3 separate regions of the Homo sapiens genome follow, and regions 2 and 3 are each linked to region 1. A link is a loop called in an ENCODE intact Hi-C map of the cell type or tissue named here. Cell type or tissue: pancreas. All regions are shown on one strand. Links, peaks and the distances in the headings refer to the core of each region. The heading gives the core; the rest is flanking DNA. Region 1 overlaps KCNJ18 (potassium inwardly rectifying channel subfamily J member 18). Region 2 overlaps KCNJ12 (potassium inwardly rectifying channel subfamily J member 12). Region 3 has its middle 49 kb from the start of KCNJ12.

Region 1 (9,983 bases), core at 1,740-6,739:
TCCTTCATGATTGGTGCCATCATGGCCAAGATGGCAAGGCCCAAGAAGCGGGCACAGACGCTGCTGTTCAGCCACAACGCCGTGGTGGCCCTGCGTGACGGCAAGCTCTGCCTCATGTGGCGTGTGGGCAACCTGCGCAAGAGCCACATTGTGGAGGCCCATGTGCGCGCGCAGCTCATCAAGCCGCGGGTCACCGAGGAGGGCGAGTACATCCCGCTGGACCAGATCGACATCGATGTGGGCTTCGACAAGGGCCTGGACCGCATCTTTCTGGTGTCGCCCATCACCATCTTGCATGAAATTGACGAGGCCAGCCCGCTCTTCGGCATCAGCCGGCAGGACCTGGAGACGGACGACTTTGAGATCGTGGTCATCCTGGAAGGCATGGTGGAGGCCACAGCCATGACCACCCAGGCCCGCAGCTCCTACCTGGCCAATGAGATCCTGTGGGGTCACCGCTTTGAGCCCGTGCTCTTCGAGGAGAAGAACCAGTACAAGATTGACTACTCGCACTTCCACAAGACCTATGAGGTGCCCTCTACGCCCCGCTGCAGTGCGAAGGATCTGGTAGAGAACAAGTTCCTGCTGCCCAGTGCCAACTCCTTCTGCTATGAGAACGAGCTGGCCTTCCTGAGCCGTGACGAGGAGGATGAGGCGGACGGAGACCAGGACGGCCGAAGCCGGGATGGCCTCAGCCCCCAGGCCAGGCATGACTTTGACAGACTCCAGGCTGGCGGCGGGGTCCTGGAGCAGCGGCCCTACAGACGGGGGTCAGAGATCTGAGCCAACCTTGGCCGACATGCAGCATCCACCCCTGGCCGGGGAGAGGCCCCGCGGTCGCTCAGGGGCCCTGGGTTTGAGCAGAACGGGCCCAGTGCCCTGGGTTGCAGACTCAGTAGCGTTTTAGTCGTTTTATGTTTCTTTGCAAAGGCCTCAGAAGGTTGGCCGGAGAGGGGGCAGCCAGAGCGGCAGCCCCCGGCCTCAGAGGCTATCACAGGCTCAGGGCAAAGAAGTGGCCTCCTGGGGGGCCAGGCCACGGGGGCCAGGGCTTCTGCCTGAAGATGGAGCTGCAGCCTGCGGGGAAGCAGCCCAGCTCGATGGTGGGCCCAGCCTCTGCTGTCCAAGGCTGGCTAGCTGCGGTGCTCCTTGCTGGTTTTTAACTTGGGGAGAAACACCGGGTTTCAGCTTTCTCGACCTTAGCTTGGGTGAGACTGTTTACAAAAAAAAAAAAAACCATGCAATTGGAGAAAAAAATTTTAATTCATAGGGGGCAAAAAGAACAATTAGAATTCCATGGGTCTGCCAGGATGCAGCAGCTGGCTGGAGGCTCCAGAGGGTTCCCCGAGGTGGGACCGGCCTCTCCCCGTGTATGTGGGCACTGCAGTCCCTGGGCAAGCAGGGTGCTCTGGGGCCGCACTTTGTCGAGCTCACGAGCCAGCTAGGCTCTGTTTGTGATAGAAAAATCAAGACCATGTTAATGATTGTAATAAAAGCTTTCTGCTGTCTTTGGGGTGCTGGGTGGGTCTGGGAAGAAAGTGGTTTGAGCTTTTAGAGTTTGCCTTTGTACCTTAGAGATGTGTCTCAGGGCCAGGCATGGGACCTGCCATCGAGGGTTCCTCCTCCCACCCTCGATTTTCCTGTTTTGCTTCTTTCTCCATTTCTGTCCAGGCCTCCGCCCAATTCCACAGTGAGGGGTGGTTAGGAGCCATAGGCCAGGATGCCTCCTTGGGAAGGGAAGTCAGGATCCCAGGCTAGGAGGAAGCTGGCAGCCCCGTCCCCACTGGGCCCACAGTGTGAGTCGTGCGTTAGAGACTCCGTGTTGTCCTGTTCTTTCTGGGCTCGCTCATCTCCCTGCAACCCTGTCCCACCCCACCTCGCCCATACCTCCGCTGCTGAAGTTCCTCCAGCCCCTCTGTCTGCCTTGTGAATGTGGCAGGGGCCAGGTCTGCCTGACATAGGACCACATCCTGTCCCTCCCTCACCTGGAGCAGCACAGCAGAGTTCAGGCAGGGCACAGCCAGGCCCTGGTCAACGCTGAATGGCAGAGGAAAGATCTTAGGAAAGGAGAGGAATCACTACCCCCTCCTGCCAACTGGGATGACCGGAGGTGAGCGTGTGCGTCCGGCTCTTGTGTAGGAGGCTGTGTGTGTGCCCATGTGAACCCATGTACTTGAGTGTGTGTCTGTGTGCAGCCTATGCCTGCTGCTCAGAGCATGGTGGCCACCCCCTGAGCCTCTGCTGGTGCTGTGCTGCCCGGTCCCCACCCAGAGGGTCCTGGGGGGTGGGGAGGAGCCACTGTTGGGAGGCCCCTGTATAGGGTGTCTGCCCTGCGTGAGGTCATAGAATGTCAAATTACTTTAAATGGTGAAACTGGAGAATTTTCATGTTATTTTCAATGCACAGCAGTATCTAAAGACATAGGCGATGAGACTAGATCACATTAAGTGCATTTTGATCTCTTTGAGGTCCCCTGTGTCGAGATGTGTTTTCTGAAGGTCCCCTGCATGGCTCCACAGCGTGCTGGGCATCCACCCGGCTTCCTCAGCCTCCGCCTTGGGTGGGGGTTTCCTGGGGCTTCCTCATGGGTGAGGGTGGGGCATGGTGGCAGTTGTTGGGAGACGGAACAGAGCTCACCCTCCTTGCAGCTCCCAGTGGTCTCCAGCAAGCACACAGGGCTTGTCCCATGATGTCACCTCTCCCAGGTGGCAGGGCCGAGCCTCCTGCCTTCCCTTCCTTCTGCAAGGATGTGCTGGGTGCCTGCAGTTGCAGCAGTGCCCTCCCCAGCTGGGGGAGGCTGACCTGAGACAGGCAACTCCTTTCCCAGGAGGGGAAGCCCTGCTCCAGCTTGTAGCAGGCAGGGGCCGAGGAAGAGTTTCAGAGCGTGCCAATGTCTCCACTGAGGTGACGAGACAAGCCTGGAGTGGGGTGAGGGAACACACACGGCCCAGTTTTGGGAAACTAGACTTTCATCTGTACCTTGAGGCTCAGCCCCAGATCTCCAAGGTCTTCAGCAGGGACTTGTGGGGAGAGAATTCCTTCCCTTCCCAAACTATGTGAGTGGAGAGTTCTCCACTCCTCTGCATCAGCAAAGGACTCAGGGCACCCTCTTTCTGCAGGATTTCGATGATGATTCCAGACAATCATGGATAAGAATCCCCTGCCCGAGTCATTCCTGGGTGATGGTGCCGTGCATGGCAGAATGTGGAGCAGGGGTTTGGGTGCCAGGGCCTAGGGGGTCATGAAGGCTTCCCAATGGGAGCTCCCTTGGGTTGGACTTGGGGTGACCCGGGGACCCTGGAGGTGGCTTGGTTTGGTGGGGACCTCCTTTCTGACTCTGGGGCCCTCCTAGGACCCCAGTAGCAGGATCTAAGCCAACTGGGGCCAAAACACGGTGGCATCTGTCTCCACTGCACTCAAGCCCTCCGGGCCATTCCCATGGCACTGACTGGTAGGCATGAGGCCCTGGCCCCAGTTGGTGCTCAACAAATGCTTATCGTAGAGTCTCCAGGTGCGCTGTCCTGGCTGCACTAATGCCGCATAGGGCCCTGGGTCAGAATGCAGGCCACTCATTTGCTGGGGGACCTCCTGTGAATTCCTTTCCCCCTCCAGCCTCGGTCTCCTGATCTGCAAAAAGGGAGTGTTCATAAGAATGGCCAGCTCACAGGTTTGTTGGAAAGGAGGAGAAAGAACCCTGACATAGTGAGTGCTCCTCAGTGCCTGCCTTCTGCTAAGTCAGATTGCACTGGCACTGCCCGCCCTCCTGAGGGGCACCCGGAGGTGCTGCTCTGGCTCAAGGTCACAGCAAGGAACACATAGCCCAGGCCTAACCCCAGGTCTGCGTGACTTCCATGCACTTCCCTGCCTCTCCAGGGATGATGTGAGCCCAATCCAGAATCTGCTTTAAAACAGGTAGAGCTGGGATGGGGGTGGAGAGCTTGTGAGTGTTCACTGAGCGCCTGCGAGCTTGATGTTTGAGGTCTGTCAGGCCCCACCCTTGATCTTGGGCTGGCCCCTGTCAGCAGGCCTCAGAGGCACTGCTAACCTATTTTAGAGGAGGTTGGTCGAGGGAAGCTAAGGGACTTGCTCGAGGCCCCCACAGTTCCTCAAGCTGGGATCTAAGCCAGGCCCTGGACCCTTCGGTCAGTTGACCCAGATGCTGCCACCCTGCTGGCCACTGGACACCACAGGGCCTCTGCCTGCTGGTGACCAGGGCTGGGCTGCGGTCTCTGCCAGTGGAGGGGTGCCCCAGCTGGGGCTTGCCCTGGACTCATCTCCACTTTTCCCTTCCTAAAACCGGTCTGCAGGGAGGACCCCCACAACTTGGGAGGAATCACAGCCCAGATCAGAGCTGCCTGTGTGCTCCCCAACAGTAGTGGGGCCGCCAAGGACACGTCGGACCCCCTTCAGCCCACTCTCCACCCAGCACCAGAGTGGTCTTCTTACAACCAGAATCAGGCCTTGCAGCCCCCTGTCTGAAACACCCCCTGGCTTCTCCCTAACACTGGCAATAAAATCCCAGCTGCTCCCTGCCCGTTCACCTCTGCAAGCCCGCGCCATGCAGCCCAACCTTCCCTGCTCTCCCTCCTGCTCCTGACCCTCTGCTGCAGGCACCCTGTCCCTTGGGTTTCCTGACATTCCACATGTCCCCTTACCCCAGGACCTTTGCGCGTGCCTTCCCTCTGCCTGACACTTTCCCCTCAGGTCTTAGCAGACCCAGCTCCTCAATTTTCGAGTCTAGGCCTTTCTGGACCCAGTGCGAGGGATGGCAGATGCTCCCTCTGGAGGCAGTCATCACCCCCAGGCTTGCTGTCTGCTGTCCTCACCAGGCTGCGAGCTCTGTGGGGCAGGGACTGCCATCTCGGTCCCCGCTGGTGCCCAGTGCCAGGAGCAGGGCATGGAGGAGCTCCATGTGTGCTTGGATGGGGGGTGTGGGCCCTGCAGGCGTCTCTCCCACACAGAGGGCTCTACAGGTCTTGCCACCTGAGGCCCCCTTTTTGCTGACCCAGCCAGGATGGGGCCCAGCCACCAGCCACACCCAGGGGAGAGCAGCCCAGCCTGGGGTAACTGGAACCGGGAACCAGGAACAGAGCGGACAAGGGCTTTTGTGCTGAAGGCGATTTGAGCCCAAGGAAGGCTCTGGGTACTCCACCCGCTTTCCTCCTCGGTGCTGCCAAGAAAACATAGAAGGCGGCTCCCCTTTCACCCACAGCTGGACTGGGACCTGGATGGCCTGGCTTCTGGACTCTGCCCTTAAGTGTTTATGACTGGCCAACTCTGGGCCTCAGTTGCCTTCTATGGAACAAGAACTCCATTCATTCCTTCAGACAAGTGTTTATGAGCTGCCACTGTGAGCATCAGGGGCCAGGTGGGAAGGAAGCCAGGCCCAGCAGATGGTGAACAAGAGTCTGGGCCTGAGTCCTCTACAAGCGGGGATTCTGCTGCAGGGGAAGGATAGGGGAGAGGGGAGCAGCCTAGGCAGGAAGGAGCTGAGGAAGGATATGGGTGCCACTGGAGCCCATCACTGTCTGGCACTCCTAGGAGTGTGAAGAGGGGCAAGGGGTTGTCCTCCTTAGGTGAGGGGGGTGGGGCGGCGGTGGCAGCTATTGCGCTCATTGGTCACTCCTTGCTTGCAGCCACCCTGGGAGAGGAGGTGGCTCCTATGGATCCAGGACTATTCTCCAGAGGAGGGTGGCAGGGAGATGGGCACTCCTCCCAGGAACCGGATCTGGGTGGCCCCAACCATGTCCACTGCAGCAAGGAGCTACAGAGCAGCGTGGTCCCAGGATCCAGCGGGACACATGCAGGGGCTGCGTCCGGAGGCACGGAGGCCTGGCTGGAGGGACCGGGGACCTCCCAAAGGAAGTGACACTTCCTCTGGGATCTGTGGGATGACTGGGTGTTTGCCAGGCACACAGGGAAGTGCTTCCCAGGGAGAGGGACAGGCACAACCAAAGGCCTTGCAGTGGGAGACAGAAGAAGGAAGATGCTTGGCTGGGGTGGGCGGGTCACCGAGAGCCCAAGGACTCTGTGCAGGGCCCAGCCTCAGTCTTGTTCTCAGCCCCTCCCCGGCCTCCACCATAGCCACAGCATGGCTGCATTGCCCAACCCAGAATATCAGCCCTTGGGAGCAGGACTTTTTTGTTCTGCTTTGTTCGTAGCTGGGTCCCAGCCCCCAGAACTGCAAGCACTGGCACCCAGTAGGCTCTCAGTAAATCCTTAGCTGCTTCAAGATGTAAAAGGACCTTCAAGCCAGAGTTGGTGCAGTGTGGGCCTGTCCCTGGGGTGCCTGGGACCCTGCTGCAGGGCAGGGTAGGGTGGTAACCACCAGTGACCAGGAGCAGGAAGGGATAGGGTCCACAAGGGGTCCCAGGGGCTCCTCTGCACAGCTAATGCCAGAGGTGCTGGGGGGTGGGCCACACAAGCAACCCCAGCCTCAAATTAGGGACCCACCGACCAGGATCCACTGTGCTGTCAGAATAACATTTCGAAAGGCAAAAAATAAAACACACTGAGTTTCAAAGGAAATCTGTTTTATTGAAATGCAGTTATCAAAATATGAACAGATACATTGGTGGTATACTAATGGCTCTATTTCCTCACGGACCTGCTAATGGCCTCTGCCTCCCTGGCTGGTGAGCACAGCCCCTCCCAAGGGGGCCAGCAATGTCACAGGGCATGGGAATGCCTCCTGATCTGTGGGCGACAGGATAGTAGGCACTGGGCACTGCTCACCCTTGTCTGTCAAGGAAGAAATTGCAAAACTTCTCTGAGAGTGAGACGAAGTTGAGATTGAATGCTTCTCATTTCCCAGTGCACGTGCCCTGAGGCTTATCCCCAGACCCTGAGGGAGTTCAGGCCACAGGGGCTGGGCTGGGCCAGAGTAATTTCTTGAACCCAGTGCTGAATCTCAGAGTCAGAGCACTCCTGCCCGCCCCAACCCCCAGCCCCCAAGTCTGCTCGACCTGAGGGAGGATGGGGTGCTCCCTACGGAACACCAGGACAGTTCAAGGGTCTTCGCCCTGCACTTGTTTGGAGGCTGCAATGGTGGGTCGTGACTTTCACTTCATGGCTGTTAGAGGGCACTCCCTTTGCACTTAGCCCAGAAGCCGTAAACACTATGAATGCCATGGACAAGTGAATAGCAGGGAATGAAAGCTAGGGGTCCTCTTAGGCATGACCCTATGCCAGTCCTGGAGCCACCCAGAGAGGACATCTGAGGACTCTGAAGACCTTGGCTGCACTAACTTCTCTGTGCCTGTTCTCTCCTCTGTAAAATGGGGCTGATGATCATAAAGCCACAGGTAAAAGTAGGCAACCGCCTGTGGCAGCACCTGGCACAGGGGCACTGCCTGAGCACCAGCTTTCCTCTCTAGCTGCCTTATCTGGGGTACAAGCATCCCAGGCGGGGCAACCCTGGACTGGTGCTCTGTGGCTGGAGGAGAAAGGGAAGGCCAGTGGGGCTGGGCCAGTTAGAGCCGGGGAGGAGGAATGGGCTGGGGCTGGGGCTGGGATCTGCTGACTCCAGTGTGATAGAAGCAAGAAAGACCCCTGACATGTTTGACTTTTCAGGATCATTCCTGTTGCCATGTAGGAAGCAGGCCAGGGAGGAGGGCCCTGGGACTGGGCTGAGTGTGCAGCCCAAAAAGTGGCCCGAGGAAACATCGCGGCATCCAGGCTGGTCTGTGGACTTGGGTGGGAGCAGCCAGGCAGATGGGGAGGACTAAGGAGGAGAAGCTTGCGGAGAGTGATGGCCTCTCTGGATGCTTTAAAATGCAAACAAAGGCACAGCCACTTTGGAGGTTGGTTTGCAGTTTCTTGATAAAGTTAAACGTACACTTGTCAGACGGTCCTGCCGTTTGTTAACTAGGTACTACTGAAGAGAAATGAGACTCATGTTCACACAAAAACTTGTAAGTGGATGTTTATAGCAGTGTTACTAGTAATCGCCCAAACAAGGAAGTGGCCCACACGTGCCTCACCTGGTGAGGGGACAAGCAAGCCGTGGCCCACCCCGAGATGGAAGCGTCCCGAGCAGGGAGAAAGGATATTGACACCTGGCACCATAAATGTGTCCCAAAGGAAGCGGCAGAGCGGAAGGAGCCAGGCCCCGCCACTTCCTGCTGTGGGTCCCACATGTGTCCATGGAAGCTGTGAATGGAGTAGGGGATGGAGAACACATCCGCAGCTGCCAGGGGCTGAGGGTGGAGGCGTGGTTACCATGAGGGAAAGGAGGCAGTTTTGGGGCTTGGTGTCTTGAATATGGCTACACGGATATGTGCACTTTGTCAAAACTCACAGGACGGTGCACAGCAAAGGATGAGTATAGGTACATTACACCTTAAATTTTTTTTAAAGTGGGGAAAGAAAAAGAAGTTGCCACAAAAACCTTGTATGTTGAGCCATCAGCCTGTCTGGATTTCAGACACATTGGAGGAGAGGTCGGGTCTGTAGTTTGAGACTGGGGAGCCACCAGCTGTGGACAGAGTCAAGTGACTGAGAGATTAAAGACACCAGACACCTAGACACTGAGGATGTGGCAAGGTGAGGTTGGGAGAGGGCATGGGGTGGAAGGCATTGGGAATGACAGAGGCAAATTGGCAGGAAGATTGACACACAGATAAAAAGAGATGGTTGGATGAGCAGAAAGACAGGCAGAGAGACAGACGTGGACTAACAGACAGGCAGAAAGTGGATACAGAGACAAATATCCACTAACTGAGCAACAGGTAGACAGAAAGATGCTGTAAAGATAGAAAATTGTGTAAGTAGATGGATGGAGCTAAGGGTAGCTCTCAGGTGGACACAGACAGAAATGCAGACAGATGTCTTGGCTTACGAGTGCATGAACAGCCTGCCCTGATTTTCTGGGGCATTCTTCTAGATCTTGGATCTATGGTGTTGGCATTGACTTACGCCCTCTTTGGAGTCAGAGACGACTCCTCTCGCTCAGTGCCCTGCTCCACACTTCCCTGCTGCTGGGCCGGCCACTGCTGCACAAGTGGCTGCAGAAATCCCTCCTGGCAGGGACTAAGGCAGGCAGGCTGGGCTGCTGTGGACCCCGGGCCATTTTCTGAGTTGGGAAAAGGGTGCTGTCCAGGTGGTGTGGGCCGTGTAAAGGCAGTAAAGGGTTTCAAAAGGCCTGTCAGTGCATATCATCTGGAGTAGGGTGTGTGCTGGGGAACGGGGAGGAGGAGGACAGAGAAAATAGGAAACTTTGAGCTTGCCTGAGGAAGAACATCCACATGGATTATGAAGGATGGCTCATATTGACTGTATTTTCATTCAAATGTGCAAAACTATTTACTGAATTTTTTTACTGACCGGAAATAACTCCTGACTTACAGAATATTTTCATTTCCAAGTTACACTTTACCCTGAGTTACATAGCAGGCGCATCCGTAGTGATTCTGCACCCCACGCCCTCGCCAGCCCCTGGAAGACACTGGCTGGCCCTTGGCTGAAATGACCCAAATCAAAAGCCCCTGCCTTTCTGCTAATGGGCGTTGGGGAGATTGACCAGCAAAGAGCTATGGACAAGAAGCAGGACTGTCCATTTAAAAAGGACAAAAATCAGAGCCCAGTCCCAGGCCTGGGCAGCTCCTGTCAACATCCCATCCCCCTTGCACTGAACCAGCTGTGGCCCGCACTTTTTCCCATGGTCATGCCTGGGAAATGAAGGTGCAGGGACATGCAGGCGAGCTGGGGCGTGGAGTCACATCTGTTTCCAGAACATTCATGCTAAGGGAGGAACAGGGTCCGCATTGGAGAACATGGGGCAGGTGACTGGAAAAAGGGAAGCTAGAGCCACTTTTATTGTTTCCCGGGGTAACAGAAAACTTGGAGCCACAAGTGAGTCCCGGGAGAGTTTGGGTTAACTGGCCCCGAAGCCATCCTGTGTCGTGTGTGTATGTGTGTGTGTGTATGTGTGTTCCACTATGTGTTTTTCCCTGTGTGGCCTCAGTGTGTGTGTGTTTGCCTGAACT
Region 2 (9,983 bases), core at 4,324-9,323, 290 kb before region 1:
TTTTAACTTTAGGATGTTCTAGTGACTGGATCCTTTCCAGTTGGTGCCTGGGAAATGGCAGCCACTACTAATTCAGCCTTGAAGACAGTACCGTGCCCACTCAGCACCATTACATAGAAGATAGAACTCAAGAGGTAAGAGTGAAGTCATTGACATGCTCTTGTGCATCTAGGCATTCCTTCCACCAGACTCTCATCTGTACATCCTTCACCCCTCCACCCACCATGCCATCCTTTCATCACCCATTCCCCCACCCATTTATCTGCTCAGCCTTCCATCCACCCACCCATGCCTCCACCCCTCCATCCATCCCCTCGCCCATGCCATCCGTTCCTCACCCATTCCCCCACCCATTCATCTGCTCAACCATCCATCCACCCATCCTTCCACCCACCTAGCCAGTCCATCTATCTGGTCACCCCTATCGTCCACCCACCCATCTGTCAACCCGATTTATCCACCCATCTGCCTGACCACCCACCTGTTGATTCAATCACTGTTCCACCCATCTCCTCATCCATCCCATTCAGCTGCTTAGTCCTTCACCCTTCATCTGGCTGGAGCGCATTTCCTGGGTGCCCCTCTTTGCTATACCTGCATCAGCCTCTCTAGGCCTCTGAGCTTGGTCAGAGATGGGGCCTGGGCAAGATCAACTCTCACACAAGGTGGGAAGTAGCTTCTGGCCTGAACGGGAAAAGCCCAGTGCTAGAGGATCCTAAAGGGGGCCAGGGGAGGAGGAGGAGGTGGAGGAGGCAGAGGAGAAGGCGGCTCAGTATTGTGGGGCAGAAGGAGGAGGAGGAAGAGCAGGAGGAGACTTGGTGTGGGGCATCCAGGAGGGGAGGCCAGGGTTCAAGAGCCTTTGCTGTGGAGAGGCTACTGGAGACCCTATGAGGAAGGCCCAGGAGACAAAGGTTCCAGCGCAAGTAGTTTCCTGGGAGGTGATCCCAGGAAATAAGGAAATGAGGTGAGAAAGAGAAGGAAGTGATAAAGGGCATGTCATTGATACAGTTACTGCTGGGGCACTGGAGCCGACTCCCGCTGGGGAGGCCAGGGAAGCAGTGCCCCTCCCAGGGGCAGCTTGCTGGGGCCCAGCCACCTGCTCCCATCAGTCACTGACTGAAAGCTGTCCTGGCAGCATCAGCTCCTCAGCCTGCCCTCTGAATGGCAGAGCGTGCCCATGGCTAGAGAGAGCTTTTGGGCAGAGAGACACTGTGGTTGGTGTAGGAATTGAGACAGGTGGGCCTGAGGTGGTAAGGGCCTAGGATATCAGTGGGGCACCCACCACCCCATGCCCTGCACACAGTGATGTGTTGCTGCTGCCTCTCTCCTCAGGCCTAGCCTGCATTTGGCATAGGAAGCCGTCATGGCATTGGACCCAAATGTTTGAGGGCCATGGGTTAGCTTCGTGGACAGAGGTCAGCTGAGTCTCTGGTGGGGAGGTTTGGCCTGGAAAGGGGATTGGGTGTAAGAGGTCATCATCTTCTTCCCAGATTATGAGACATAGGAATGCCACCCACCACTCTCCCTCTCCCCTCCACACCAGCCTGGGTTCTCCCCCATCCAGCCAAGCTTCCTCACTGCCCCCAGGGTGCCCAACACGTCTTTGCCTCCCACTCCTGGCTCTGGCAGTGTCCCCCAGGAGTGCCCCTCCTGGCTGCCTGTGCCCAGCCTAGCCTTGATGTGGTCCTATACCCTGGGCAGGGCCTGCCATGAGGGAGAGCCCCTAACCCTGCAGCCAGCCCTGCCTCTCACACCCTATGTGACGGAGCAAGGGCACCGGCTCAGAGCCTCAGTCTCCCCATCTGCAAAGGAAGGGCTGGGCTTTCCAGGCCCCAGTGCTGCATCTGATGAATGGTGCCTGGATTAGGAAAGATTCTGAGCTGCTCTGGATGCAGTGGATGAAGCTCTGTGGCTGAGGAATGGTGCTTGCCTGGGCGAGGCTGGAGCAGGCACCTTGGGCGGGGAGGCGTGCGCCAGCCTTCCCTGCATTGAGTGATCTCTGAGGGGTCTTCCAACGGTGAGGCTTGATCATGAGGTAGAGTGCCCCATCTCCGAATGAGGGTGAGTGGCCGTGGGTTGGAGTGCTGGTGAGGGCCCTTGAACCTGTGCTTTTGAGTGCCGATTTGCAGCAGTCTACATCTCATCACCACCTGGGACTGCAGGGGCTTGGGACCAAAAGGATTGCAGTGCCACGCACACAGTCAGGCCTCAGGTCTTGGTGTTGTGGGGCACTGGTTTCACCCCTACAGCCCAGCCTGGAAGCTTCACTCCTGAAAGGCTGTGTAACCATCACAGTGACTCAATCTTCCTAGGCTTCCGTCTGCTCATCTGGAAAATGGGGATAATAATCACAGTGTGATGGAAGGGATTAAATGAATCAGTTTATTAAAGCTCTTAGAAGAGCACGTGGCAGGTAGTAAGCACTTGATAGATACTGAGTGCTGTGTTCGTGCCTCGTGAGGCGCCCCAGCTAGCTGAACAGTCTCTGCATGGGGGATGGGGGCTGTTGGCGCCTCCCCCTCCGAGTCCCTATGTCTTACCCTGGGTGATGCAGGCGCCTGCACTCTCCCTTCCGGTCAGTGCTTTCTTGGTGTCTGGGAATGTGGGTCCAGGCCTTGCCCTGAGCTCCTCCCGGATGTCACCGAAACCTGAGAAGCCCAGGGCCTCAGGGCAGTGGGCATGGGGCATCCAGTTCCATCCGGAAGCACCTCCCGGTGACTCCTGGACCCCACCCTTAGGTCACGTGGCAGCTGCCGTCTGGCATCCTCTCTAAAAGCTCCCAGCCCAGGTCCTGGTCTGTTCTTCAAGTGGACTGGTCGCTGGGAGGCTGCGTCTGTAGGCACTGTGGCCAGCAGGAAAGCAGGGATCTCCGGGGGTCTGCCGGGCCCGTGCTCTCTCCCCACTGCCTGCTCTCTCCCTCCTGGGTTTGCTTCACTGCCCCTTGGTGTTGAAACCGCCTTGTCTAGCTCAGGTAGTGTACCCCAGCGCCCCTCTCCCATTCCCCTCCCGGCGACCCTGGGACCCTGGCAGGCCAACCTGGGTGTCTGCGGAAAACGGTCCTACCTTTAGTAGTGAGCACCTTGTCTTGGCCCTTGAATTGCTTTGTGACCTGGGACAAGTCTCTTTTTCTTTTTGGACTTGGTTCTCCCATCTGTGAAATGGGGAGCCAGCCTTCTTGCTTGCTAAGGCCTCTTCCAGCAAAACAGTTTCTCTGATTTCATGTCTTGTCTGATTTCACTGTATGCACCCCATTGAGCAAGAGCCAAAAAGGCCTGTGTGTCCCTGGTGGAGGATATTGTCCTATATTTCTTATATTGCGACCTTGAAGGCCGCATGGTTGTGTAACATCTTGCCACACCTGTGTTTACGCAGGAGTGTTCTTGAGACATTGTCTAGCTTGTGGTGCTAGGGTTTCTATGCCAGGGTCCCCTTCTGGGTCTGTCTTTGTGGTGCTGTATTCACCAAGTGCCCAGTGAGGGGGCTCCCAGCACCCCTGGGGAGGGTTTCTCTCTCTCTCTCTCTCACACACACACACACGCACACACGGCAGAGCAGGGCTGTGTGAGGCTGAGGACTGACATTCTGGGCTCCAACTCTCTCTTCTGCTCAGTTTCCAGGGGTCCTGGGACAGGTGTCTTTGTCAGTTTTTGGCTCTGAGAAATGAGGGAGTGGGGCATGAACTTGACCTTGTTGATGCTCTCTGTGTGGTAAAACCACGCAGAGAGGAACGTCGACAGAAGTGGGGGTTTCCAAGCCTGTATGACACCATCTGGGCAGGTCTGCGGTGCCCAGCCCTGGCAGAGATGCCAGGAGCTGTGGCAGCACCCTCACCAGTCTGGTAGTTGGCCAGTTTCGAGGCCGCCAGCTGCTGGGAGCACATGCAGACCGGGCTCTCTGGCCTTTAATTCTTGTGATTCTGTTCCTTGCAGGCTTTGAGCTGCTCGGAGCAGGGGCTGGAGCAGCCATGACCCGCTGGAAGTCCCTCAAGGCCCCTGGGCCACACAAATCCAGCCCCTGTCAGCTGGTGGCCTCACGCCGGCGTCTGAGTGCCCCGGCCCTGGCTGCCTCTTTCTGGAGGGTCCAGGAATCTGGGGCTGAGCCCCCTTCCCAGCACAGCCTCAGGGGTCCCCCCTGCTGCCGGCTCCCTACTTCCAGGCCCAGGCAGAAGCAGTGTCCACCATTCCGGCCCTGCGTCCCAGCTCCTCAGCGTCATGGTGAGGTGGTCAGCCACAGCGGTGTTGGGGGAGGACGGCAGAGTAAGGAAAGGCATCCCTGCAGAGCTTGGGGGCCCATGGTGGGGGACGGCGCTAGAGGTGGTTTAAAACTCAACTCTCCTGCTTAATGGCTGTGTGGCCTGGGGGAAGTCACTTAACTTCTCTGAACCTGGATGGTGGCTGCACCCCCGGGTTGTTGAGAGGACGATCTGAGGGCAGCTGTTGATGGATCTGTCCCCCAAGGCGCCCAGGACCCCGCCTGCTCTCCCTGTGTCTCTCTCAGGCGGCAGTTGCTGTGTGCTGCTCGGACCAGCGGGCTCGGGGCTAAGCAACCAGGCAGCCCCTGGGAGTGTTCCACAGCCTGGCCGGGCAGGCGGCTCCACCATCACCTGTTGCTCAGGTGTTTGGAGCAGAGCTCAGAGGCCGCACCCGCTCCGAGGCCCAGACTAGTGTGGACGTGGCCAGAAGCTGGGTCACACAGACCGGGGCTGAGTCCTGGCATTGCTGCCTCCTGCCTATGGGACTGGGACAAGTCCATTCTGGCTTCTGGGCCTCCAGGTCCTTGTTTGTAAAGCAGGGTGGCCCACCCCTCCCTGGAGGGCTTGAGAGGCCTGCAGAAGGCTGTGTGCAGCGCCTGGTTCACAGTGGTGCCATCCCCCCAGGATGTTCTCTTGGGGCCTCAGTGTCTTCGTAACTGAGTAATGTGGCTGCAGGTGTGCTAAGGGAGAAGGCTTTGTCTAGCTCTGAGGTTATGGTGTGACTGGACTGGGACTGGGGGTGCTGGGTCCCTGTGGGCGGGGAGGGGTGGGCCTGTCCAGCTCCTCCGTCGGGGCTAATGCTGGAAGGCCCAGGTCTCCCTGCTTCCAGCCTAGCCCAGCCAAGGCAGGCTGCCATCCAGATGTGGCTGTGGGCCAGGCGGTGCCATAGCCCCTAGCTTGCAGATGCCCTAGCCTGTCACTGACAGGCCAGTGTGGGGCCTTTAGTGGGGGCAGCACAGCCTGTGTGTCCCGGGGGTGGGCACGTCAGTGGCTGAGAGCAGGCTTTGTTCTGGCTGGCATGGATGCCCTGCTGCGGGGCCTGTCCTGGGGTGCCTGAATGTGCAGTAGGCTGGCCTGGAGCCAGGTGCTGCCTGCAGTGAGCTGAGGGTGGTGCTGGGAACAGGTGACACCCCTGAGCACTGCCCAGGTGCTAGGGTAGCAGCCTTGCAATCTTCCTTAGAGATGCGGGAAGCAGGGGCTGGGGAGGGCCCTCGGCTGAGGTCAGCCAGGGAGCAGCCCATGTCTGGGTGCCAGATCTTACCCTCTTTGGCACTGCTGGTGACCAAGAAGCTGCAAGCATGGCATGTGGGTGGACACTGTAGAGTGGGGCATGTGGGTGTCAGGAGGGTGGTGGGACCCAGCTTGGGGTGTTCAAAGTGGGTGGCGACAGGGGTGGCAGGCCGCATTCTAGGCCCTGGGAAGGACAACAAGAAGCAAAAGAGAAAACGTCTCACGCCTGTAATCCCAGCACTTCAGGAGGCCGAGGCAGGTGGATCACCTGAGGTCAAGAGTTTGAGACCAGCCTGGCCAACATGGTGAAACCCCGTCTCTACTTAAAATACAAAAGTTAGCTGGATGTGGTGGCGGGCACCTATAATCCCAGCTGCTCAGGAAGCTGAGGCAGGAGAATCGCTTGAACCCAGGAGGCGGAGATGGCAGTGAGCTGAAATCGCACCATTGCATTCCAGCCTAGGTGACGAGAGGAAGATTCTGTCTAAAAAAGAAAAAAAGAAAGAAAAGAAAAAAAGAAAATGTGCTACCCTTAGGGAGTGGTGGTCTCAGGGTGGGGTTGATGGTTGAGTGCCCCTGGCTACGTTATTGTTATTGCTGCCGCCATTGTGCCCTTAGAAGGGGCAGTGCTGTGGATATAGCAGGGATGGGACATGGGTCTTCCTGGGGCACAAGGAGGCCTCTGGTGCCAAGGTGGCGAGGCAGTGGCAGGATGTCTTGCGGGAGGGTGTCCAGGGTGGGTTTGAGGGACAGCCTGGGGCCAGGGGCTGTGGCCGGAAGGGGAGTCCGCTGGAGGAGGCTGGGAGGTGAGGTCCGAGGGGTCAGGAGCTTCCCTGTGCAGGTCCTGCATGTCCTGGGGGGCCTCTGGCATTGAGCAGGGGAGGGATAGGCACCGACTCAGCTTCCACAGGCCCTCTGTGGCTGCCATGGAGACTGGGGGGCCATGGGCAGAGGCAGAGAGGCTGGCAAGTTGTGCCCCGAACTGGCTGGGCAGGCACTGTTAGATTCAGGCCTTGAGGGTGGGAGAAGGGGTCGGATCCTAAATAGACTCTTCAGAGCCCTCAGTGTGGGAGTGAGGTGTGGAGCTGAGGTTTTTGGCTGGAGCTGCTGGGGGCCCGAAGGGGGTGGCCATTCGCACTGGGAAGGCGGAGTGGGGAGCTGGCTTGGGCAAGACCAGAGCACGATCGTGGGTCAATCAGGGTGGAAGCGTCCTCCAGTCACGTCTGGGGGCCCTGGGATGGGGGTAGAGGAGCCCGGAGCCACCAGCCCAGCCAGACATGCTGTCGTCTCTGTTGCAGGAGCCGCCCTGCCTGGAGCTAGCCTGGGGGCGAGCCAGGGTCCCCCAACCCCCGGGATGACCGCGGCCAGCCGGGCCAACCCCTACAGCATCGTGTCATCGGAGGAGGACGGGCTGCACCTGGTCACCATGTCGGGCGCCAACGGCTTCGGCAACGGCAAGGTGCACACGCGGCGCAGGTGCCGCAACCGCTTCGTCAAGAAGAATGGCCAGTGCAACATTGAGTTCGCCAACATGGACGAGAAGTCACAGCGCTACCTGGCTGACATGTTCACCACCTGTGTGGACATCCGCTGGCGGTACATGCTGCTCATCTTCTCGCTGGCCTTCCTTGCCTCCTGGCTGCTGTTCGGCATCATCTTCTGGGTCATCGCGGTGGCACACGGTGACCTGGAGCCGGCTGAGGGCCGGGGCCGCACACCCTGTGTGATGCAGGTGCACGGCTTCATGGCGGCCTTCCTCTTCTCCATCGAGACGCAGACCACCATCGGCTACGGGCTGCGCTGTGTGACGGAGGAGTGCCCGGTGGCCGTCTTCATGGTGGTGGCCCAGTCCATCGTGGGCTGCATCATCGACTCCTTCATGATTGGTGCCATCATGGCCAAGATGGCAAGGCCCAAGAAGCGGGCACAGACGCTGCTGTTCAGCCACAACGCCGTGGTGGCCCTGCGTGACGGCAAGCTCTGCCTCATGTGGCGTGTGGGTAACCTGCGCAAGAGCCACATTGTGGAGGCCCATGTGCGCGCGCAGCTCATCAAGCCGCGGGTCACCGAGGAGGGCGAGTACATCCCGCTGGACCAGATCGACATCGATGTGGGCTTCGACAAGGGCCTGGACCGCATCTTTCTGGTGTCGCCCATCACCATCTTGCATGAGATTGACGAGGCCAGCCCGCTCTTCGGCATCAGCCGGCAGGACCTGGAGACGGACGACTTTGAGATCGTGGTCATCCTGGAAGGCATGGTGGAGGCCACAGCCATGACCACCCAGGCCCGCAGCTCCTACCTGGCCAATGAGATCCTGTGGGGTCACCGCTTTGAGCCCGTGCTCTTCGAGGAGAAGAACCAGTACAAGATTGACTACTCGCACTTCCACAAGACCTATGAGGTGCCCTCTACGCCCCGCTGCAGTGCGAAGGATCTGGTAGAGAACAAGTTCCTGCTGCCCAGCGCCAACTCCTTCTGCTACGAGAACGAGCTGGCCTTCCTGAGCCGTGACGAGGAGGATGAGGCGGACGGAGACCAGGACGGCCGAAGCCGGGACGGCCTCAGCCCCCAGGCCAGGCATGACTTTGACAGACTCCAGGCTGGCGGCGGGGTCCTGGAGCAGCGGCCCTACAGACGGGAGTCAGAGATCTGAGCCAACCTTGGCCGACATGCAGCATCCACCCCCGGCTGGGGAGAGGCCCCGCGGTCGCTCAGGGGCCCCGGGTTTGAGCAGAACGGGCCCAGTGCCCTGGGTTGCAGACTCAGTAGCGTTTTAGTCGTTTTATGTTTCTTTGCAACGGCCTCAGAAGTTTGGCCGGAGAGGGGGCAGCCAGAGCGGCAGCCCCCGGCCTCAGAGGCTATCACAGGCTCAGGGCAAAGAAGTGGCCTCCTGGGGGGCCAGGCCACGAGGGCCAGGGCTTCTGCCTGAAGATGGAGCTGCAGCCTGCGGGGAAGCAGCTCAGCTCGATGGTGGGCCCAGCCTCTGCTGTCCAAGGCTGGCTAGCTGCGGTGCTCCTTGCTGGTTTTTAACTTGGGGAGAAACACCGGGTTTCAGCTTTCTTGACCTTAGCTTGGGTGAGACTGTTTACAAAAAAAAAAAATTACCATGCAATTGAAAAAATTTTTTTTTAATTCACAGGGGGCAAAAAGAACAATTAGAATTCCATGGGTCTGCCAGGATGCAGCAGCTGGCTGAAGGCTCCAGAGGGTTCCCCGAGGTGGGACTGGCCTCTCCCCGTGTGTGTGGGCACCACAGTCCCTGGGCAAGCAGGGTGCTCTGGGACCGCACTTCATCGAGCTCACGAGCCAGCTAGGCTCTGTTTGTGATAGAAAAATCAAGACCATGTTAATGATCGTAATAAAAGCTTTCTACTGTCGTTGGGGTGGTGGGTGGGGCTGGGAAGAAACTGGTTTGAGCTTTTAGAGTTTGCCTTTGTACCTTAGAGATGTGTCTCAGGGCCAGGCATGGGACCTGCCATCGAGGGTTCCTCCCCGCACCCTCGATTTTCCTGTTTTGCTTCTCTCTCCATTTCTGTCCAGGCCTCCGCCCAATTCCACAGTGAGGGGTGGTTAGGAGCTATAGGCCGGGATGGCTCCTTGGGAAGGGAAGTCGGGATCCCAGGCTAGGAGGAAGCTGGCAGCCCCGTCCCCACTGGGCCCACAGTGTGAGTCGTGCCTTAGAGACTCCGGGTTGTCCTGTTCTTTCTGGGCTTGCTCATCTCCCCCCAACCCTGTCCCACCCCACCCCTCCCATACCTCCACTGCTGAAGTTCCTCCAGCCCCTCTGTCTGCCTTGTGAAGGTGGCAGGGGCCAGGTCTGCCTGACATAGGACCACATCCTGTCCCTCCCTCACCTGGAGCAGCACAGCAGAGTTCAGGCAGGGCACAGCCAGGCCCTGGTCAGCGCTGAATGGCAGAGGAAAGATCTTAGGAAAGGAGAGGAATCGCCACCCCCTCCTGCCAACTGGGATGACTGGGGAGGGCCACGCTCATTCAAAGCTGAATCAGAAACCAGCCGTGGAACAGAATTCCTGCCGAGTCTTCCAGGGCCGCTCCTCCACCACCCTCCCCCAGGTTGAGGCACTATGGCACCCTCATCAGGAAGAGGTTTGGGGTCCCCTTGTTGTCACTGCTGGCTCTGCCACCCCATCTTGTTCATGGCAGCTGGTTGGGTCAGGTCCATGGTAGAGCCAGGCCCTTCCCAGGGCTGCGGAGAAAACCTGCTCTCTTCTAGTCGGGCTTCTCCAGAAGCCAGTAATCAGAAAGGATGTGTCTCCTGCTCCAACTCTGCCCCCGAGACAGCTCAGAGCCAGAAGGCACCCCGAGACAGCTCAGAGCCAGAAGGCACCCCGAGACAGCTCAGAGCCAGAAGGCACCGAGGACTCTGGCCCAAGTGGGGAAGCTGAGGCAGAGAGCAGAGGGGGTCATGCAGTGAGTGGGTGGGGTGCAGGAGACAGAGAGGGGCTGGGGGCGTGGGGTGGGGGTGTCTGCCTCTTCC
Region 3 (9,983 bases), core at 626-5,625, 280 kb before region 1:
TCCCATGATGTCACCCATCCCAGGCGGCAGGGCCGAGCCTCCTGCCTTCCCTTCCTTCTGCAAGGATGTGCTGGGTGCCTGCTGTTGCAGCAGCGCCCTCCCCAGCTGGGGGAGGCTGACCTGAGACAGGCAACTCCTTTCCCAGGAGGGGAAGCCCTGCTCCAGCTTGTAGCAGGCAGGGGCTGAGGAGGAGTTTCAGAGCGTGCCAATGTCTCCACTGAGGTGACGAGACAAGCCTGGAGTGGGGTGAGGGAACACACACGGCCCAGTTTTGGGAAACTAGACTTTCATCTGTACCTTGAGGCTCAGCCCCAGATCTCCAAGGTCTTCAGCAGGGACTTGTGGGGAGAGAATTCCTTCCCTTCCCAAACTATGTGAGTGGAGAGTTCTCCACTCCTCTGCATCAGCAAAGGACTCAGGGCACCCTCTTTCTGCAGGATTTCGATGATGATTCCAGACAACCCCGGATAAGAATCCCCTGCCTGAGTCATTCCTGGGTGATGGTGCCGTGCATGGCAGAATGTGGAGCAGGGGCTTGGGTGCCAGGGCCTAGGGGGTCATGAAGGCTTCCCAGTGGGAGCTCCCTTGGGTTGGACTTGGGGTGACCCGGGGACCCTGGAGGTGGCTTGGTTTGGTGGGGACCTCCTTTCTGACTCTGGGGCCCTCCTGGGACCCCAGTAGCAGGATCAAGGCCAACTGGGGCCAAAACACGGTAGCATCTGTCTTCACTCAAGCCCTCCGGGCCATTCCCATGGCGCTGACTGGTAGGCATGAGGCCCTGGCCCCAGTTGGTGCTCAACAAATGCTTATCGTAGAGTCTCCAGGTGCGCTGTCCTGGCTGTACTAATGCCGCAAAGGGCCCTGGGTCAGAATGCAGGCCACTCATTTGCTGGGGGACCTCCTGTGAATTCCTTTCCCCCTCCAGCCTCGGTCTCCTGATCTGCAAAAAGGGGGTGTTCATAAGAATGGCCAGCTCACAGGTTTGTTGGAAAGGAGGAGAAAGAACCCTGACATAGTGAGTGCTCCTCAGTGCCTGCCTTCTGCTAAGTCAGATTGCACTGGCACTGCCCGCCCTCCTGAGGGGCACCCGGAGGTGCTGCTCTGGCTCAAGGTCACAGCAAGGAACACATAGCCCAGGCCTAACCCCAGGTCTGCGTGACTTCCATGCACTTCCCTGCCTCTCCAGGGATGATGTGAGCCCAATCCAGAATCTGCTTTAAAACAGGTAGAGCTGGGATGGGGGTGGAGAGCTTGTGAGCGTTCACTGAGCGCCTGCGAGCTTGATGTTTGAGGTCTGTCAGGCCCCACCCTTGATCTTGGGCTGGCCCGTGTCAGCAGGCCTCAGAGGCACTGCTAACCTATTTTAGAGGAGGTTGGTCGAGGGAAGCTAAGGGACTTGCTCGAGGCCCCCACAGGGTAGTTCCTCAAGCTGGGATCTAAGCCAGGCCCTGGGCCCTTCAGTCAGTTGACCCAGATGCTGCCACCCTGCTGGGCACTGGACACCTCAGGGCCTCTGCCTGCTGGTGACCAGGGCTGGGCTGCGGTCTCTGCCAGTGGAGGGGTGCCCCAGCTGGGGCCTGCCCTGGACTCATCTCCACTTTTCCCTTCCTAAAACCGGTCTGCAGGGAGGACCCCCACAACTTGGGAGGAATCACAGCCCAGATCAGAGCTGCCTGTGTGCTCCCCAACAGCAGTGGGGGCCCCAAGGACACATCGGACCCCCTTCAGCCCACTCTCCACCCGGCACCAGAGTGGTCTTCTTACAACCAGAATCAGGCCTTGCAGTTCCCTGCCTGAAACCCTCCCTGGCTTCTCCTTAACACTGGCAATAAAACCCCAGCTGCTCCTTGCCCGCTTCACCTCTGCAAGCCCGCCCCGTGCAGCCCAACCTTCCCTGCTCTCACTCCTGCTCCTGCCCCTCTGCTGCAGGCACCCTGTCCCTTGGTTTCCCTGACATTCCACATGTCCCCCCACCCCAGGACCTTTGTGCGTGCCTTCCCTCTGCCTGACACTTTCCCCTCAGGTCTTAGCAGACCCAGCTCCTCAATTTTCGAGTCTAGGCCTTTCCGGACCCAGTGCGAGGGATGGCAGATGCTCCCTCTGGAGGCAGCGGTCACCCCCAGGCTTGCAGTCTGCTGTCCTCACCAGGCTGCGAGCTCTGCGGGGCAGGGACTGCCGTCTCGGTCCCCGCTGGTGCCCAGCGCCAGGAGCAGGGCATGGAGGAGCTCCATGTGTGCTTGGATGGGGGGTGTGGGCCCTGCAGGCGTCTCTCCCACACAGAGGGCTCTACAGGTCTTGCCACCTGAGGCCCCCTTTTTGCTGAGCCAGACAGGATGGGGCCCAGCCACCGGCCACACCCAGGGGAGAGCAGCCCAGCCTGGGGTAACTGGAACTGGGAACCAGGAACAGAGCGGACAAGGGCTTTTGTGCTGAAGGCGATTTGAGCCCAAGGAAGGCTCTGGGTACTCCACCCGCTTTCCTCCTCGGTGCTGCCAAGAAAACATAGAAGGCGGCTCCCCTTTCACCCACAGCTGGACTGGGACCTGGATGGCCTGGCTTCTGGACTCTGCCCTTAAGTGTTTATGACTGGCCAACTCTGGGCCTCAGTTGCCTTCTATGGAACAAGAGCTCCATTCATTCCTTCAAACAAGTGTTTATGAGCTGCCACTGTGAGCATCAGGGGCCAGGTGGGAAGGAAGCCAGGCCCAGCAGATGGTGAACAAGAGTCTGGGCCTGAGTCCTCTACAAGTGGGGATTCTGGTGCAGGGAAGGATAGGGGAGAGGGGAGCAGCCCAAGCAGGAAGGAGCTGAGGAGGGATGTGGGTGCCACTGGAGCCCATCACTGTCTGGCACTCCTAGGAGTGTGAAGAGGGGCAAGGCGTTGTCCTCCTTAGGTGAGGGGGGTGGGGCTGCGGTGGCGGCTGTTGCGCTCATCAGTCACTCCTTGCCTGCAGCCACCCTGGGAGAGGAGGTGGCTCCTATGGATCCAGGACTATTCTCCAGAGGAGGGTGGCAGGGAGATGGGCACTCCTCCCAGGAACCGGATCTGGGTGGCCCCAACCATGTCCACTGCAGCAAGGAGCTACAGAGCAGCGTGGTCCCGGGATCCAGCGGGACACATGCAGGGGCTGCGTCCGGAGGCACGGAGGCCTGGCTGGAGGGACCGGGGACCTCCCACAGGAAGTGACACCTCCTCTGGGATCTGCGGGATGAGTGGGTGTTTGCCAGGCACACAGGGAAGTGCTTCCCAGGGAGAGGGACAGGCACAACCAAAGGCCTTGCAGTGGGAGACAGCAGAAGGAAGATGCTTGGCTGGGGTAGGCGGGTCACCGAGAGCCCAAGGACTCTGTGCAGGGCCCAGCTTCAGTCTTGTTCCCAGCTCCTCCCCGGCCTCCACCATAGCCACAGCGTGGCTGCATTGCCCAACCCAGAATGTCAGCCCTTGGGAGCAGGACTTTTTGTTCTGCTTTGTTCATAGCTGGGTCCCAGCCCCAAGAACTGCAAGCACTGGCACCCAGTAGGCACTCAGTAAATCCTTAGCTGCTTCAAGATGTAAAAGGACCTTCAAGCCAGAGTTGGTGCAGTGTGGGCCTGTCCCTGGGGTGCCTGGGACCCTGCTGCAGGGCAGGGTAGGGTGGTAACCACCAGTGACCAGGAGCAGGAAGGGATAGGGTCCACAAGGGGTCCCAGGGGCTCCTCTGCACAGCTAATGCCAGAGGTGCTGGGGGGTGGGCCACACAAGCAACCCCAGCCTCAAATTAGGGACCCACCGACCAGGATCCACTGTGCTGTCAGAATAACATTTCGAAAGGCAAAAAATAAAACACATTGAGTTTCAAAGGAAATCTGTTTTATGGAAATGCAGTTATCAAAATATGAACAGATACATTGGTGGTATACCAATGGCTCTATTTCCTCACGGACCTGCTAATGGCCTCTGCCTCCCTGGCTGGTGAGCACAGCCCCTCCCAAGGGGGCCAGCAATGTCACAGGGCATGGGAATGCCTCCTGATCTGTGGGCGACAGGATAGTAGGCACTGGGCACTGCTCACCCTTGTCTGTCAAGGAAGAAATCGCAAAACTTCTCTGAGAGTGAGATGAAGTTGAGATTGAATGCTTCTCATTTCCCAGTGCACGTGCCCTGAGGCTTATTCCCAGACCCTGAGGGAGTTCAGGCCACAGGGGCTGGGCTGGGCCAGAGTAATTTCTTGAACCCAGTGCTGAATCTCAGAGTCAGAGCACTCTTGCCCGCCCCAACCCCCAGCCCCCAAGTCTGCTCGACCTGAGGGAGGATGGGGTGCTCCCTACGGAACACCAGGACAGTTCAAGGGTCTTCGCCCTGCACTTGTTTGGAGGCTGCAATGGTGGGTCGTGGCTTTCACTTCATGGCTGTTAGAGGGCACTCCCTTTGCGCTTAGCCCAGAAGCCGTAAACACTATGAATGCCATGGACAAGTGAATAGCAGGGAATGAAAGCTAGGGGTCCTCTTAGGCATGACCCTATGCCAGTCCTGGAGCCACCCAGAGAGGACATCTGAGGACTCTGAAGACCTTGGCTGCACTAACTTCTCTGTGCCTGTTCTCTCCTCTGTAAAATGGGGCTGATGATCATAAAGCCGCGGGTAAGAAGTAGGCAAACGCCTGTGGCTTCACCTGGCACATGGGCACTGCCTGAGCACCAGCTTTCCTCTCTAGCTGCCATGATCTGGGGTACAAGCATCCCAGGTGGGGCAACCCTGGACTGGTGCTCTGTGGCTGGAGGAGAAAGGGAAGGCCAGTGGGGCTGGGCCAGTTAGAGCCGGGGAGGAGGAATAGGCTGGGGCTGGGGCTGGGATCTGCTGACTCCAAGTGTGATAGAAGCAAGAAAGACCCCTGACATGTTTGACTTTTCAGGATCATTCCTGTTGCCATGTAGGAAGCAGGCCAGGGAGGAGGGCCCTGGGACTGGGCTGAGTGTGCAGCCCAAAAAGGGGCCCGAGGAAACATCGCGGCATCCAGGCTGGTCTGTGGACTTGGGTGGGAGCAGCCAGGCAGATGGGGAGGACTAAGGAGGAGAAGCTTGCGGAGAGTGATGGCCTCTCTGGATGCTTTAAAATGCAAACAAAGGCACAGCCACTTTGGAGGTTGGTTTGCAGTTTCTTGATAAAGTTAAACGTACACTTGTCAGACGATCCCACCTTTTGTCAACTAGGTACTACTCAAGAGAAATGAGACTCATGTTCACACAAAAACTTGTAAGTGGATGTTTATAGCAGTGTTACTAGTAATCACCCAAACAAGGAAGTGGCCTACATGTGCCTCACCTGATGAGGGGACAAGCAAGCCATGGCCCACCCCGAGATGGAAGCGTCCCGAGCAGGGAGAAAGGAGGATATTGACACCTGGCACCACAAATGTGTCCCAAAGGAAGCGGCTGAGTGGAAGGAGCCAGGCCCCGCCACTTCCTGCTGTGGGTCCCACGTGTGTCCATGGAAGCTGTGAATAGAGTAGGGGATGGAGAACACATCTGTAGCTGCCAGGGGCTGAGGGTGGAGGCGTGGTTACCACGAGGGACAGGAGGCAGTTTTGGGGCTTGGTGTCTTGATCATGGCTACACGGATATGTGCACTTTGTCAAAACTCACAGGACGGTGCACAGCAAAGGATGAGTATAGGTACATTACACCTTAAATTTTTCTTAAAGTGGGGAAAGAAAAAGAAGTTGCCACAAAAACCTTGTATGTTGAGCCACCAGCCTGTCTGGATTTCAGACACATTGGAGGAGAGGTTGGGTCTGTGGGTTGAGACTGGCGAGTCACCAGCTGTGGATGGAGTCAAGTGACTGAGAGATTAAAGACACCAGACACCTAGACACTGAGGATGTGGCAAGGCGAGGTTGGGAGAGGGCACGGGGGTGGAAGGCATTGGGAATGACAGAGGCAAATTGGTAGGAAGATTGACACACAGATAAAAAGAGATGGTTGGATGAGGCAGAAAGACAGGCAGAGAGACAGACGTGGACTAACAGACAGGCAGAAAGTGGAGACAGAGACAAATATCCACTAACAGCAACAGGTAGACAGAAAGATGCTGTAAAGATAGAAAGTTGTGTAAGTGGATGGATGGAGCTCAGGGTAGCTCTCAGGTGGACACAGACAGAAATGCAGACAGATGTCTTGGCTTGCGAGTACATGAACAGCCTGCCCTGATTTTCTGGGGCATTCTTCTAGATCTTGGATCTATGGTGCTGGCATTGACTTACGCCCTCTTTGGAGTCAGAGACGACTCCTCTCGCTCAGTGCCCTGCTCCACACTTCCCTGCTGCTGGGCCGGCCACTGCTGCACAAGTGGCTGCAGAAATCCCTCCTGGCAGGGACTAAGGCAGGCAGGCTGGGCTGCTGTGCACCCCGGGCCATTTTCTGAGTTGGGAAAAGGGTGCTGTCCAGGTGGTGTGGGCCGTGTAAAGGCAGTAAAGGGTTTCAAAAGGCCTGTCAGTGCATATCATCTGGAGTAGGGTGTGTGCTGGGGAACGGGGAGGAGGAGGACAGAGAAAATAGGAAACTTTGAGCTTGCCTGAGGAAGACCATCCACATGGATTATGAAGGATGGCTCATATTGACTGTATTTTCATTCAAATGTGCAAAACTATTTACTGAATTTTTTTACTGACCGGAAATAACTCCTGACTTACAGAATATTTTCATTTCCAAGTTACACTTTACCCTGAGTTACATAGCAGGCGCATCCGTAGTGATTCTGCACCCCACGCCCTCGCCAGCCCCTGGAAGACACTGGCTGGCCCTTGGCTGAAATGACCCAAATCAAAAGCCCCTGCCTTTCTGCTAATGGGCGTTGGGGAGATTGACCAGCAAAGAGCTATGGACAAGAAGCAGGACTGTCCATTTAAAAAGGACAAAAATCAGAGCCCAGTCCCAGGCCTGGGCAGCTCCCATCAGCGTCCCATCCCCCTTGCTCTGAACCAGCTGTGGCCCGCACTTTTTCCCATGGCCATGCCTGGGAAATGAAGGTGCAGGGACATGCAGGCGAGCTGGGGCGTGGAGTCACATCTGTTTCCAGAACATTCATGCTAAGGGAGGAACAGGGTCCGCATTGGAGAACATGGGGCGGGTGACTGGAAAAAGGGAGCTAGAGCCACTTTTATTGTTTCCTGGGGTAACAGAAAACTTGGAGCCACAAGTGAGTCCCGGGAGAGTTTGGGTTAACTGGCCCCGAAGCCATCCTGTGTCATGTGTGTATGTGTGTTCCACTATGTGTTTTTCCCTGTGTGGCCTCTGTGTGTGTGTGTTTGCCTGAACTGGTTTCAGCGGTGAAAATCCTGGTGCTGACATGGACAGAATCCATGAAAGCATTTCGAGTCCTAAGTCAGCTGACCTATGTTGGGATGTGGCACATGTTGCATCGTCTGCCTTTGAAAAGGGATTTTCTGCGAGGGCTTGCAATGAAGGCATTCTGCTCAGAAAATGGCGGCAGGAAGTCATGCCCCCAAAAGGAGCCATTAGTGAATCCCACTATTAATTGTAAGTCTTAGATTCTGGGCTCAATACTGTCATTTTCATGATGTTCAAGTGATATAAAGGGCCAAACAATGTGAATCTCAAAACTAATATGGGAATAGAATACTTCCTGCTCTTTGACTGTTTGACTAAGCACATACATCAACCTTTCCATATTTTTATTTATTTTATTCTTGCTTGTTTTGGGTTTAAGGGGAAACTTTCATGATAATTGTACCCTGAAGCCATTTTCCTGGAATGTGTCTAGGCAAGGGATTCCAACTGGAACCCGTGGAGGCCAGGAAAACACTAGTCATCAGGATGTATTGCTTCATCTGGGGAACACCGTAAGGGACTCAACTCCAGGCACTGGTGTCTGGCTCTTGTGCGTTTGCTAAATTGACATGACTCCAGGATCTGTAGCAGGCCCACACATCCTTGATGAATACAGTGAAGTCTTGTTTTTACCAGCACTCAGTTGGCCAAATATCCTTTCCAGCAATGAGATATCAGAGGACACAGTGAAGTTATTCAAATTAGGGTGGAAAAATCACCAAAATTCACTTAAAATCATGTTTATCGAAAGTCCCAGTGGGGTCAGGTTAGGTAGTAAATAACAATACAGAATGAATATTTTAATGATATTCCAATTTTAAGCTTGTCTTTTTTCCTTTGTGTTTCATTATTTACTCATTGTACATTCACAGAAATACATTTGCTAAGCAAAGAGAATGACATTTGGAAGATAAGTGATTAAATAGTGTCTAAACTAGTTGCAACAACTGACACCACCACCAGTAACATGGGCTGTTTATTGAACTCTGGCAACAATTAAACATCTATTCATCAGTATCTACGACACAAAAATAAAACATTCATCTCTAAAATAGTAAGGTATATGTTCAAACAATGCATCCTTAATTTTTTTTTAGAGACAGGGTCTCGCTGTGTTGCCCAGGCAGGTCTTGAACTCCTGACCTCAAGCAATTCTCCCACCTAGGCCTCCCAAAGTGCTGGGATTATAGGCGTGAGCCACCACGCCTGGCCATCCTTAATTTTTAAGACTCCAAATTAAGTTGGAATAGACTGATATATCTAAATCAGATGAAGCATGTTTCCCTTTAAACGAGGGAACTTACAAAACAGAAGTATTTTTGTTACGTGAGCTAAGAGGCAATAAAGCCTTATTTGACAGTGTGCTAGGTACCCACGATGGCAGCATGAAGACAAAAACAGGAGGAATCAAAGCAATTGTACTGTGCAGATAACATGGTTCTTTAGGGTCAAAGGAAGGCTTCCTTTGTGCTCTATTAATGAAGCATAGTATTCATGATGCATGAACGTGGAATGAAATCCCAATGTCCTTTGGCACAGAACCACACTCATTTCATGAATTGTTCATGAATTGTTGATGGCTGCTTTTACAAAACCATGGCAGAATTGAGTAGTTGTGACAGAGACCATATGGCCTACAAAGCCTAAAATATTTAATATCTCACCATTTATAGAAAAAGTTTGGAGATCTCTGATGTAAGCTCCAAGAAGCAGCCAACTTTGTCTGTTTTGTGCACAGACATTCTAGCTCATAAGGAAGGCACTTTTCAAATTATCTGTAATGGATGAATGGACAGACAGATGGGCGGATGGACGCACGGATGGATGGACAGTTCCCACACAGTGTTGGAGTTGACCAATGGTCAGACCATACATTTATGGCAGCAGAATCTACAAGCTAATGGGAGCTTATCCCACAGGTTTCAGCCACTTACTATGAAGCAGGCTTAGAAAAGACCAAGAGTGGGGCTCTCCCAGGAAGAAGTGATAGATGGGGAGCAGGTGGTGCTGATGGAAGGGGCTGAGTGGGGTCCGTGGAGGCCACCATGGGTGAGGAGGACGTGGAGGCTACAGGCGCTGATGGACAGGGGAAAGTTGGCATTAGATGCCAGCCTGCATGACCCGAGAACGCAGAGCAGCTCCCGTGATGAGGCTGTACCCAAACTCCACTTTCTAAATTGCATTTTCTGTCCCTTTCATCCGAATCATCCCTCACCTATCAAAGGACTTTTCCACCCCTGGCTCCTCCTGTGCTCGCCCACCAAATGCAAGGGAGCTGTTTTCCTCATGCTATGGGCTGTGTCCCCGCAATTCATATGTTGAAGCCCTAACCCTGGTGCCTCAGAATGTGACTGCATTTGAAGATGGGATCTTTAAACAGGTAATTAAAGTTGAGTGAGGTGATGAGGGTGGTCCTAATTCAATCGGACTGATGTCCTTATAAGAAGAGATTAGAATGAAGGTGTGCACAGAGGGTCAACCATGTGAGGACACAGGGAGAAGATGGCTGTCTACAAGCCAAGGAAAAGCCTGAGGTGACACCTTTTCCCAGGATCCCCGTGGCAGACTGATTGCATTTGATCACTTCCAGGATGAAGAGGGCAGCAAGATGTTCTCCCTGGAAGAGGCACTTACTCTGAATATGGGCTTATCTTCTC

The links. A loop is a pair of places that touch in the nucleus more often than their neighbours do. Peaks named below come from ENCODE experiments on the same cell type or tissue, not always from the same donor. Only the 100,000 strongest peaks of a DNase experiment are listed, where the experiment ranks them.
Region 2: it touches region 1 in a loop (13-fold over the local background); 12 of 110 quality-filtered maps call a loop at or near these places.
Region 3: it touches region 1 in a loop (15-fold over the local background); 9 of 110 quality-filtered maps call a loop at or near these places.

What each region holds. Positions count from the first base shown.
Region 1 is chr17:21,703,306-21,713,288 of GRCh38, forward strand. It overlaps KCNJ18 (potassium inwardly rectifying channel subfamily J member 18), which reads left to right. Exons shown (of 3, transcript NM_001194958.2): 3 at 1-1,307. The coding sequence ends at 783. Among named protein-coding and RNA genes, the nearest start is that of KCNJ18, 16 kb to the left of the region's middle. In pancreas, for the core only: no CTCF peak of the experiment used is centred there; DNase peaks (open chromatin) are centred at 1,856, 2,216 and 4,726.
Region 2 is chr17:21,408,507-21,418,489 of GRCh38, forward strand. KCNJ12 (potassium inwardly rectifying channel subfamily J member 12) reads left to right here. Exons shown (of 3, transcript NM_021012.5): 2 at 13-134; 3 at 6,781-9,983. The coding sequence starts at 6,837. The coding sequence ends at 8,138. Among named protein-coding and RNA genes, the nearest start is that of KCNJ12, 37 kb to the left of the region's middle. RefSeq lists enhancers at 1,279-2,239, 2,240-3,199. In pancreas, for the core only: no CTCF peak of the experiment used is centred there; DNase peaks (open chromatin) are centred at 6,325 and 6,925.
Region 3 is chr17:21,420,086-21,430,068 of GRCh38, forward strand. No RefSeq gene overlaps it. Among named protein-coding and RNA genes, the nearest start is that of KCNJ12, 49 kb to the left of the region's middle. RefSeq lists an enhancer at 4,822-5,321. In pancreas, for the core only: no CTCF peak of the experiment used is centred there; a DNase peak (open chromatin) is centred at 3,125.